Regions from separate parts of the Homo sapiens genome. Here region 1 is linked to region 2. Evidence: read pairs that join two places in POLR2A ChIA-PET (ENCODE). Cell type or tissue: OCI-LY7. All regions are shown on one strand.

Region 1 (5,000 bases), 69 kb after region 2:
TTCCCAGTCCTCAGGCCAGAAAGATGGGGTTTCTCTGAGTTTTACATTCACATACCACCACTGCAACAGTTCAAAACCACAAGAGAAAATAGAAGAATAAAAAAACAGGAAACAATCCTGCGTGGGTTGTTTCTTCAAGTTTTGACCCCTCTCCACAGTCTGCTTGCTTTTGTTGACTTTTCAGAGCCCTCAGTTAGTTGCTTTTTTTGTATATGGTCTATAGTTTTTAATTCCTATCAGTGAGAGAAAGAGAAAAGGTACAGTGGGCATACTCCATCTTGGCCAACACCTGCAATTTATTCTGGGTTTTTTGGGGTTTTTTTTACCCTTATGATAATACTTTTTAAGGCTAGTTAAATGAAGCAGTGGTAGGAATGGAGAATCTCTTCTGATAATACTTAAAACTGTGGCAGCAGCATAGGAAGTTTACTTTTCAAACTTCTGCCAGCTTTGCTAAAGTACAATGTCATGTCATATGCAACTTCATTTCATATAGGTCAGGAGAAACCGTATATGTGTGTGCGTGCACGTGCGCGCATGCATGTGTATAGAAAAAGAGACACAGTGATAAAATAGATGTGGCACAGTGTTAACAATTGGTGGGTCAAGTTTTCTAATAAAAAGTTAGTGGGAAAACTCTAATCTTAATAAACTCTGTGATCTTAGTCTTAATAACCCTAACCTGATCCTCAGATCAACTTAATGGTGATTTTCAGAATAATTTAAATTGGTCAAACTTGGGCATTTAAAGGGAGAGTTAAATAATTCTAGCCAAAACTTTTCATGATCTTAAGGTGACTCTCTTTACTTCTGAGAGAATAAACATGTTCTTTGGGATATTTCTGCATTCTTCCCCCAGCCTGCTCTTCTAATTTGTTTACTTTAACAAATTGGAAATTTTGAGTCTGGTAAAATAGTGGTCACCTCACTAAAAGTTGTGCATTCTGCTACTTTAGACAATTCCAAGCTCGAGTGTCTCGGCAAACTCTGTTGGCACTTGAGAAAGAAGAAGAGGAGGAAGTTTTTGAGTCTTCTGTACCACAACGAAGCACACTAGCTGAACTAAAGAGCAAAGGGAAAAAGACAGCAAGAGCTCCAATCATCCGTGTAGGAGGTGCTCTCAAGGGTAAGTTTGTTAAACGTTATTTCGGAAAACTGTTAGTTTCTAGTGGTAAAATCATGTAAGAAGATAATACATAAATATACCTGTGGACACTTCTAGTTTGCTGAATACTGAGTAGCAAAAAGAAGGAAGTCAAAGGAGAGCTAATATTACAGTGTGCAGTAAAATCAAAATGCATCAGTAATTTTGTGTCTTAATTAAGAAAGACCTAACATTTAGGAAGCATCAAGATTTTCTGAGTTTGAATTGTTAGTTGAAAGAAGATATGTAGTAACATAGCAGGTGTTGTTAAAGTGAAGCTTACATATACCAAAGCCTCAGAGAATGATACTAATATGGTTAAGAACCCTGCCTTCAGAGCCCTTTGGGACCAGAAATTAGACTCTCTATATACCCAAAGATCAGCAATAATTTTTTTTAATTAACATGGACTTTTTTTTTTTTTGAGAGATAGGTTCTCGCTCTGTTGCCTGAAACGTGGTAGTGCAATCATAGCTCACCGCAGCTTCAAACTCCTAGGCTCAAGCAGTTCTTTTGCCTCAGCCTCCCAAGTAGCTAGGATTATAGGTGTGAGCCACTGCATCTGGACAACACTGACTATTTTTTAGAGTAGTTTTAGGTTCATAGCAAAATTGAGCAGAAGGTACAGAGAATAATAAGCTTTTATTTACTAAATTTATAGCAGTTAGACATGTAAACCAGGCTGTTTTTTTAATCTCTTATTTCTTTCCTGGTATCAATTTATCAATAATCAGAATGTTACTTGGTGGTTCTAGAATTAGGATATAGGGAGTGTATGGTCCCAAAGGCTATTTCATCCAGATCATGATGAAGCTTGGTTAATAACCAGCCCCACAACAGAGAAAACCCCTAATAAATGGGTTAATTTTGTATTCTCTAGTTCCAGTATATCTCTGCTGATTTCCATTGAGAGAAAATTTAAAACTGAAGAATAAAACTTAGGTTAGTTTCTGATAAAACTAGATAATGTTATAATGATGACTGAAGGAAGATGCAGAATGTCTTTTTTGGAAATTTGTGAATAAAAGATGTGGGGTGACTGGAGGAGGGAAAAGAAGGCAGAATATAAGTAACAAAGAATGGATAAAACGATTCTATTTTTGATTTATTAATTTTTTTAAAGATTATTTTTAAAATTTCTTTTTTTTTTTCTGTTGTAGTGGAAATACTGTCCTTGAGTTGAGGAAGAATAGGTATACTTTATCTGGCATCTAAGTTAATAATGAAACATTTTACATGAGGTTTTAATATTTTTGCTCCTAGCTCCAAGCCAGAACAGAGGACTCCAAAATCCATTTCCTCAACAGATGCAAAATAATAGTAGAATTACTGTTTTTGATGAAAATGCTGATGAGGCTTCTACAGCAGAGTTGTCTAAGCCTACAGTCCAGCCATGGATAGCACCCCCCATGCCCAGGGCCAAAGAGAATGAGCTGCAAGCAGGCCCTTGGAACACAGGCAGGTCCTTGGAACACAGGGTAAGGACTCTTAGATCCAGTGCTTTGCTGACACAACAAAGACTTCACATTTAGGGTAGAGAAGTATTTTTACCATCTCTTTTAATTCCTCTTGAATATTTAGCCATGGTCTATATATGCTGTCTGAGAACATAAAACTATGGTAATTTTAGTTTTCTTCTTCATCTCCAGCCTCGTGGCAATACAGCTTCACTGATAGCTGTACCCGCTGTGCTTCCCAGTTTCACTCCATATGTGGAAGAGACTGCACGACAGCCAGTTATGTGAGTGTGGTTTTTGGATATTTTGAAGTGGGAATTATTAAGGGTGGGCAGAGGCACCTATTCTACTTCCCAAAGGCAGTTTCTTCTTTATGAAGATGAAAGTAACCAGGCCAGGCGCAGTAGCTCACACCTGTAATCCCAGCACAGGCTGAGGCAGGAGGATCCCTTGAGCCTAGGTGTTCAAGACCAGCCTGGGCAGCCTAGTGAGACCCTGTCTCTATTTATTAAAAAAAAAAGTAACCAGACAAAATTTTGTATATCCTTTATGTTTGTATTCCTTTGAGTATGTTAGGGTTAAAAGACCATTTGTTAATATTTTATTAAGGAATAAACATTAATTAGGTTTATATTTTCATTACTGAACATTGCTTTAGGAAAATCAATGGTGGCTATTCTGGAAGATGGATTGAACATACATAAATAAGCTATTGGAATAGTTCAGGCAAGGATATTAAGGGGCGGTATTTGGGCAGGGTAGTGGTAATGAAAGGAGAAGGGAGCTTGGATGGGAGAGGCTTCAGCAGTAGAGTTAGAAGATTTGTCTGATGGGATAATGGGGATGTAGGGAAAAGATAATGTGATTTAAATGAGACGTTCTCATTTTGTCATTGATAGTAATGAGAAATTATGATAGTTTTCCCTCTTATCCTGCTTTTTCCTTCTGGACATATTTTTCCTCTTTCTTCCTAATCCTTAGCATTTCTGTTTTTAAGAAAAAGTATAGTAGCTGGTGGTTAAATAAACAAGCCAGCCTGAGATTTAGTCTAATGCTTAACATTGCCTAGTTCTTTTTTTTTTTTTTTTTTTTTTTTTGAGATGGAGTCTCGCTGTGTCGCCCAGGCTGGAGTGTGGAGTGCAGTGGTGCGATCTGGGCTCACTGGAAGCTCTGCCTCCCAGGTTCACGCCATTCTCCTGCCTTAGCCTCCCAAGTAGCTGGAACTACAGGCATCTGCCACCACGCCCAGCTAATTTTTTTTTTTTTTTAGTGGACACGGGGTTTCACCGTGTTAGCCAGGATGGTCTCGATCTCCTGACCTAGTGATCCGCCCGCCTTGGCCTCCCAAAGTGCTGGAATTACAGGCGTGAGCCACTGCGCCCAGCCCTAGTCCTAATACTAGGTTGAATTCTGTCCCAGTGCAAGAGTTACCTCATAACTAATTTATAACTCCCACTACATGCTAGGAATGCAAAAATAATAATTAAGATTTTGAGCAAAAATTCTGCCTAAGTGCTCAGGACAAGGGGAAGGCTATTTTTTTTCTTTTTTTTTTTTTCTTTTTAAACAGAGTCTTGCTCTGTTGCCCAGCAGGCTGAAGTGCAGTGGCACCATCTCAGCTCACCGCAACCTCGACCTCCTGGTTCAACGGGCATGGCAGCCCACGTTTGCCATCCCAGCACTTTGGGAGGCCAAGGTAGGAGAATCACTCCAGGCCAGGAGTTCGAGACCAGCCTGGGCAACATAGCAAAAACCTGACCCTACAAAACAAATTTTTTTTTTTTTGAGACGGAGTCTTGCTCTGTTGCCCAGGCTGGAGTGCAGTGGCATGATCTCAGCTCACTGCAAGCTCTACCTCCCAGGTTCACGCCATTCTCCTGCCTCAGCCTCCTGAGTATCTGGGACTACAGGCGCCTGCCACCACGCCTGGCTAATTTTTTCTATTTTTTAGTAGAGACGGGATTTCACCGTGTTAGCCAGGATGGTCTCGATCTCCTGACCTCATGATCCGCCCACCTCAGCCTCCCAAAGTGCTGGGATTACAGATGTGAGCCACCGCACCCGGTCAACAATTTTTTTTTAATTAGCTGGGTATGGTGGTGGGTGCCTGTAGTCCTAACTACTCGAGTGGCTGAAGCAGGAGGATCACTTGAGCCCAAGAATTTGAAGCTACAGTAAGCTATGATCATGCCACAGCACTCCAGCCTGGGCAACAGGGCAAGAACCTATCTCTAAAAAATAAATCAATTATAATAATAAAGAAAAATCAGCTTGGCATCGTGGCTCATGCCTGTAATTTCAGCACTTTGGGAGGCTGAGGTGAAAGGATCGCTTGAGCCCAGGAGTTCAAGACCAGCCTGGGCAACACAGGGAGACCCTGTCTCCACAAAAAATTTAAA
Region 2 (5,000 bases):
TCTACTCCTTGATACCCTCCGACTGCTCTGCTCCAGGCTTGGCACATGAGTCACTCACTAAGTCTTTGGAGACAAATTTACTGGAAAAACTATGAGCCAGGCCCTCAGGGCAGTATCCTCAGCTCCCCTCTCCTCAACCCAGTGTGCAGCCCGTGGAAAAGAAGTTAGCTTTATCCTGCCAAGGAATGAAGAAATCCAACAGAAATACACTTTCTTTAACTCTACTTCTCCCAGGATGTCAGCCTTTTTCCTGGTCAAATGTACATCACTACAACAGTACACACTTCTTTTTGGGATTGGCAGGGAAATCTCAGAAATTTCTAGCTGAGGCCAGATTTATTGCTATCAAGGAAACCTGCCACCCAGAAGAGCTGGGGACCAGTCCCTTCCCGGCTTCAAGTGTCCCAGGTTTTGAACTTGGTGTTCAAGATGATCTGGGCTGAGAAGTGAGTTAGATCAGCTGTTTTTCAGCCAACTCCTTAGTCCCCACTGTCCTGGAGGGGAACAGGGTCTCTCTCTGGAAGGGGCTTCATGAGACAGGGGTTCAATCCCTCAGGTGTGAGTTTATCAGACATTTACTGAGCACTTGCCATATGTTAGGCTCCACGCCAGCAGCTGGAGGTACAGACACAATCCCCTTGGGGATCATTGAACACATCAGAACCCTTTTTTCTCAAACATGAACTTGCATATACACACCTATACACATGCTCAAAGAGACACTGAGGATTAGAGGAGGGTATAGCAAGAAGAGCTGGAACTAAACAAGCTAAGGAAAAACAGCCTTCTCCCAAATGGTCTTGCCTTTCCTCGCATAGAAGCATCTGGAAATGTCTGAAGCCCCATTTCCCTGCTCTCAAAGCCCACCTGTTATCAGGTGGAGTAGACAGAGCTCTGGGCTAGTGTGGCCAGGTGCAGTAGCTCATGTCTATTTATCCCAGCACTTTGGGAAGCCAAGCCAGGAAGATTATTTGATGCCAGGGGAATCACTTAAGACCAGCCTAGGCAACATAGTGAGACCCTTTCTCTACAAAACATTTAAAAATTAGCTAGACATGGTGGTGCACGCCTATGGTTCTAGCTACTTGGGAGGCTGAGACAGGAGAATCACTTGAGCCTAGGAGTTGGGGGATACGATTGCACCACTGCACTCCAGGGTGAGTGACAGAGTGAGACCCTGTCTCTTAAAAAACAAAAAACAAAAACAAACAAACAAAAAAACAGAAAGAGCTCTAGGCTAGATGTCAGGAGATCTGGATTCAGCTCCCAGCTCTGCTACCACAGGTGATCTTTTCCAACATGCATTTATATGCCCTTATGGATTCAGAGGTGGCATAACTCGGGTAAATAGTCTGGCTTAGCAGGGATTAGAATTTAGGGCTGACGGGCCGGGCATGGTGGCTCACGCCTATAATCCCAGCACTTTGGGAGGCCGAGGTGGATGGATTACCTGAGGTCGGGAGTTCGAGACCAGCCTGACTGGAGATGGAGAAACCCCATCTTCTACTAAAAATACAAAATTAGCTGGGCGTGGTGGCACATGCCTATAATCCCAGCAACTCGGGTGGCTGCGGCAGGAGAATCGCTTGAACCTGGGAGGCGGCGGTTGCGGTGAGCTGAGATCATGCCATTGCACTCCAGCCTGGGCAACAAGAGCAAAACTCCATCTCAAAAAAAAAAAAAAAAAAAAAGAGAATTTGGGGCTGACACCCACCTCTTAGCGCAATCCTGCCCAGGTCCCTGGGCTGTAATGAAAACAACTCCCACCTGCTGAGCATTTACTATGTGCCAGACATGTTGTGTCAAACAGTGTCTCATTCAGGCTTTAACAACCTCAAGATAGACCTATTACCATCAGCCGTGTTTTACACTTAAGAAAACTAAGTTTACTTCTCCGAGTATGGGCCCACAGCAACAGAAGCACAGTCTGAAGCCACCCTGGCATGAAAGCCAGTGCTAACATCCCATACCTCTACTGCCTTTAGGCACACTCAGTCCCTCCCCACAGACAGGATTCACTCCCCTTCCCCCATCAATAACACACTGACCCCGGCTGCCCCCTGAACAGGAAGGCCAAGCCTGAGGCAGCCTAGCGAGGTACATTCCAGCTCTCTCAGTTGCAAACACTCCCACTGCCACCACCACCTGTGGCAGAAGCGATTGCATCACCCGCAGGAAGCGGTCCAGCGGCCCAGCATCAGCTCTAAGGCACATTTTCGGTTCCTACTTCTATCCTTGACTACATTCAACAGGCTGCCCTGTCTTCCAGCCCCTGCCCTGGCCCTGTAGCTTTAGGCTAATGTGATGACTGGACATGGGACTGCAGTCTGCTACTTAGATGAGATTTGTACAGGTCCATTTTCTCATCACTGCCGGGTGGGTGAGGGGGGTCCGGCTAAAGGGGGCTTCTCAGCTAAGGACCATTCGGAGATCCTGTGGGCTCAGAGAAAAGTCCTCTCGGATGCAGGAGACAAGCAAGGGAGGGGAGTCCCAGGCAGGTACCATAACCTTATCGCTACCTTTCAATGACGTGGGCCAGCGAGAAGAAGGCCCTCAAGAGCCTGCCAACACAGCCAGGATGTCTCTGATGTGGGGGTCTCAGCCCATCCGACTGGCAGACATGCTACACTGGGCTTTGCTTTCCTCCCTCTATTATTATTTTTTTTCTTGAAACAGGGTCTCACTTTGTTACCCAGGCTGGAGTGCAGTGGTGGCACAGTCTTGGCTCACTGCAACCTCGGCCTCCTGGGTTCAAGTGATCCTCCCGCCTCAGCCTCCCCAGTAGCTGGGATTACAAGTGTGAGCCACCATGCCTGGCTAATTTTTGCATTTTTAGCAGAGACGGAGTTTCGCCATATTACCCAGGCTGGTCTCGAACTCCTGACCTCAGGTGATCCGCCCCTTCTGCCTCCCAAAGTGCTGGGATTACAGGCGTGAGCCACCACGCCTAGCCACTTTCCTCCCTCTATTGCCATGGAATCTTCTGGAACTGAGGAGAGATCCTTGTCCCTGTAGTTTCTCTTCTGCCTGTCCTGGATGTTCTTTCCCTCTCTGCCAACTTCTGTCTCCCTCCTCCTCACGTAGCACTCTTTCTTTATCTCTTCATCTCTCTTCCTACGGTGGTTTCTTCCTGCATTCACCACCTCTCTCTGGCCCCACCCTGGGTCACAGCAATAGCAGTCAGCCTTTTAGGCTCATAAAATACTCGACATTTTAGTGGAAGTCATCTTGTGTGGAGAGGCTGCTTCTTTTAATGTTATCGTCCCCATTTGAAAAGGGTTCACTTGAGTCTGAGCGACATTTTAAATGCCTCTACAGGTGGGGTTATCACTGTCTCTTCACACAGAGATCAACCCTAAGCCAGAGACCAATATGGGTTTCTCCCAGCTCTCAGATAGCTCTTCAAATGCTGAACCTGACCGACTCCTTGGTAGGGGTTAAGGCACCTGGATCAGTGATTTGAATAAATATCAAGTTGTTCTTTTAGGACCAGCCCAGCCTTAAATGACCAACACTGGTTTACTCTGTTTAAAGAAATGTCAAGCTGCAGTGTGAACCTGGATAATGATAGGACCATTTCAGAATCACTCCAAAGGTTTTCAGGTCACAAAGCTGCACCAGATGTAATAAACCCTAAAGAAACAAATGGGGACCCCAAGGACTCTGAATTCTTCCCCAGAATTAGGCTAGGTTATGAGATCTATTCCAGGTTTCATGGAATCTTTAGTATCAACTGAGGCTATGCAAACTTGTGATAAAAAATAAAAATAAAAAATATAAAACTGACTGGGCGCGGTGGCTCACACCTGTAACTCCAGCACTTTGGGAGGCCAAGGCAAGTGGATCACTTGAGGCCAGGAGTTCGAGACCAGCCTGGCCAACATGGTGAAACCCCCTCTCTACCAAAAATACAAAAATTAGCCAGGCGTGGTGGCACGTGCCTGTAATCCCAGCTACTCAAGAGGCTGAGGTAGGAGAATCGCTTGAACCCCGGAGTCGGAGGTTGCAGTGAGCCAAGATCTCACCACAGCACTCCAGCCTGGGCAACAGAGCGAGACTCCGTCTCTAAATAAATAAATAAAAACTATCAAGATCAATCTTGAAAGTTAGGAAAATACAAAAAAGGAGGAAATTTTTAAAAATTCCCAGATGCTTCAGAGTAATTTTTTTTTGCCAATCTTGACCCCTCTCACAGTGAAGGTGTAAAATATACAAAAGTGACCCCTGTATAAGCTTCTGGCATAGATTCTTATTGACCTGAGGGAGAAAATACTTCTCCAGTTTATATCACCACTGAGACAAGATCATAGACTATGACCCTTACTATGGTTTGGAGAAGTTCTCAGAGGTGAGGAGAAAAGAACCTTGATGTTGCTTTGAGTATGGAACGTAGTTCCTCAGCAAAGCATTTTTGGAGTTTACTAGTTTCCTTGTCTGCAGGAAGTTTTTGCTTAAATATTTATTGCTCAAATATTCCCTGTCGGCAGAGAGCTTCTGTATTCCATTTCTTTGGTACTTACAACAAAGTTTGTGTCATTTTCTTTGAAATGCGATTTTTAAAAAATAATTTAGTCTTATATTTTGGGGACCTGGTTTCATTTGATCACGTTCTCCCCTTGGCAATGGGGTCCTTTCCTCTTTCTACATATTCCCCACAGGTTTAACTGAAATAATTATTACTTCCTCTCTGAAAAAAACTATTTCCTTTACATTAAGTATTTCTAGGGCACATACCATGTGCTATCCTCATCAAACCACATTAGGAATTTTAGGAAGGCCATGAGGTATAAGACATGTCTCCTACCTGCCTTCCCACTGGCCTGCCCCACCCCTCCTCCACTTTCATCATGCCCAGGGGCCACTGAAGGAGCCAAGATTCCTCGGGGATTTAATTGGGTGGCCACAGATAACACAGCGAAATAATACTATGACCACAGTGAGATAACACTGTGACTCAGTTAAGAAGCCAGTGTTGGCCAGGCTCAGTGGCTCATGCCCGT

Evidence for each region. ChIA-PET counts read pairs that join two places held together with the same protein. Peaks named below come from ENCODE experiments on the same cell type or tissue, not always from the same donor. Only the 100,000 strongest peaks of a DNase experiment are listed, where the experiment ranks them.
Region 1: POLR2A ChIA-PET joins it to region 2 with 6 read pairs; 9 of 35 experiments call an interaction of 5 or more read pairs at or near these places.

What each region holds. Positions count from the first base shown.
Region 1 is chr15:40,182,758-40,187,757 of GRCh38, forward strand. BUB1B (BUB1 mitotic checkpoint serine/threonine kinase B) reads left to right here. Exons shown (of 23, transcript NM_001211.6): 6 at 957-1,126; 7 at 2,408-2,622; 8 at 2,794-2,885. The region is part of intron 1 of LOC107984763 (a long non-coding RNA gene); the gene reads right to left. Among named protein-coding and RNA genes, the nearest start is that of BUB1B, 24 kb to the left of the region's middle. In OCI-LY7, no CTCF peak of the experiment used is centred here; no DNase peak of the experiment used is centred here.
Region 2 is chr15:40,113,792-40,118,791 of GRCh38, forward strand. No RefSeq gene overlaps it. Among named protein-coding and RNA genes, the nearest start is that of BMF, 7.4 kb to the left of the region's middle. RefSeq lists enhancers at 2,136-2,195, 2,521-3,024. In OCI-LY7, no CTCF peak of the experiment used is centred here; DNase peaks (open chromatin) are centred at 640 and 2,170; H3K4me3 peaks cover 2,180 bases; H3K27ac peaks cover 3,484 bases.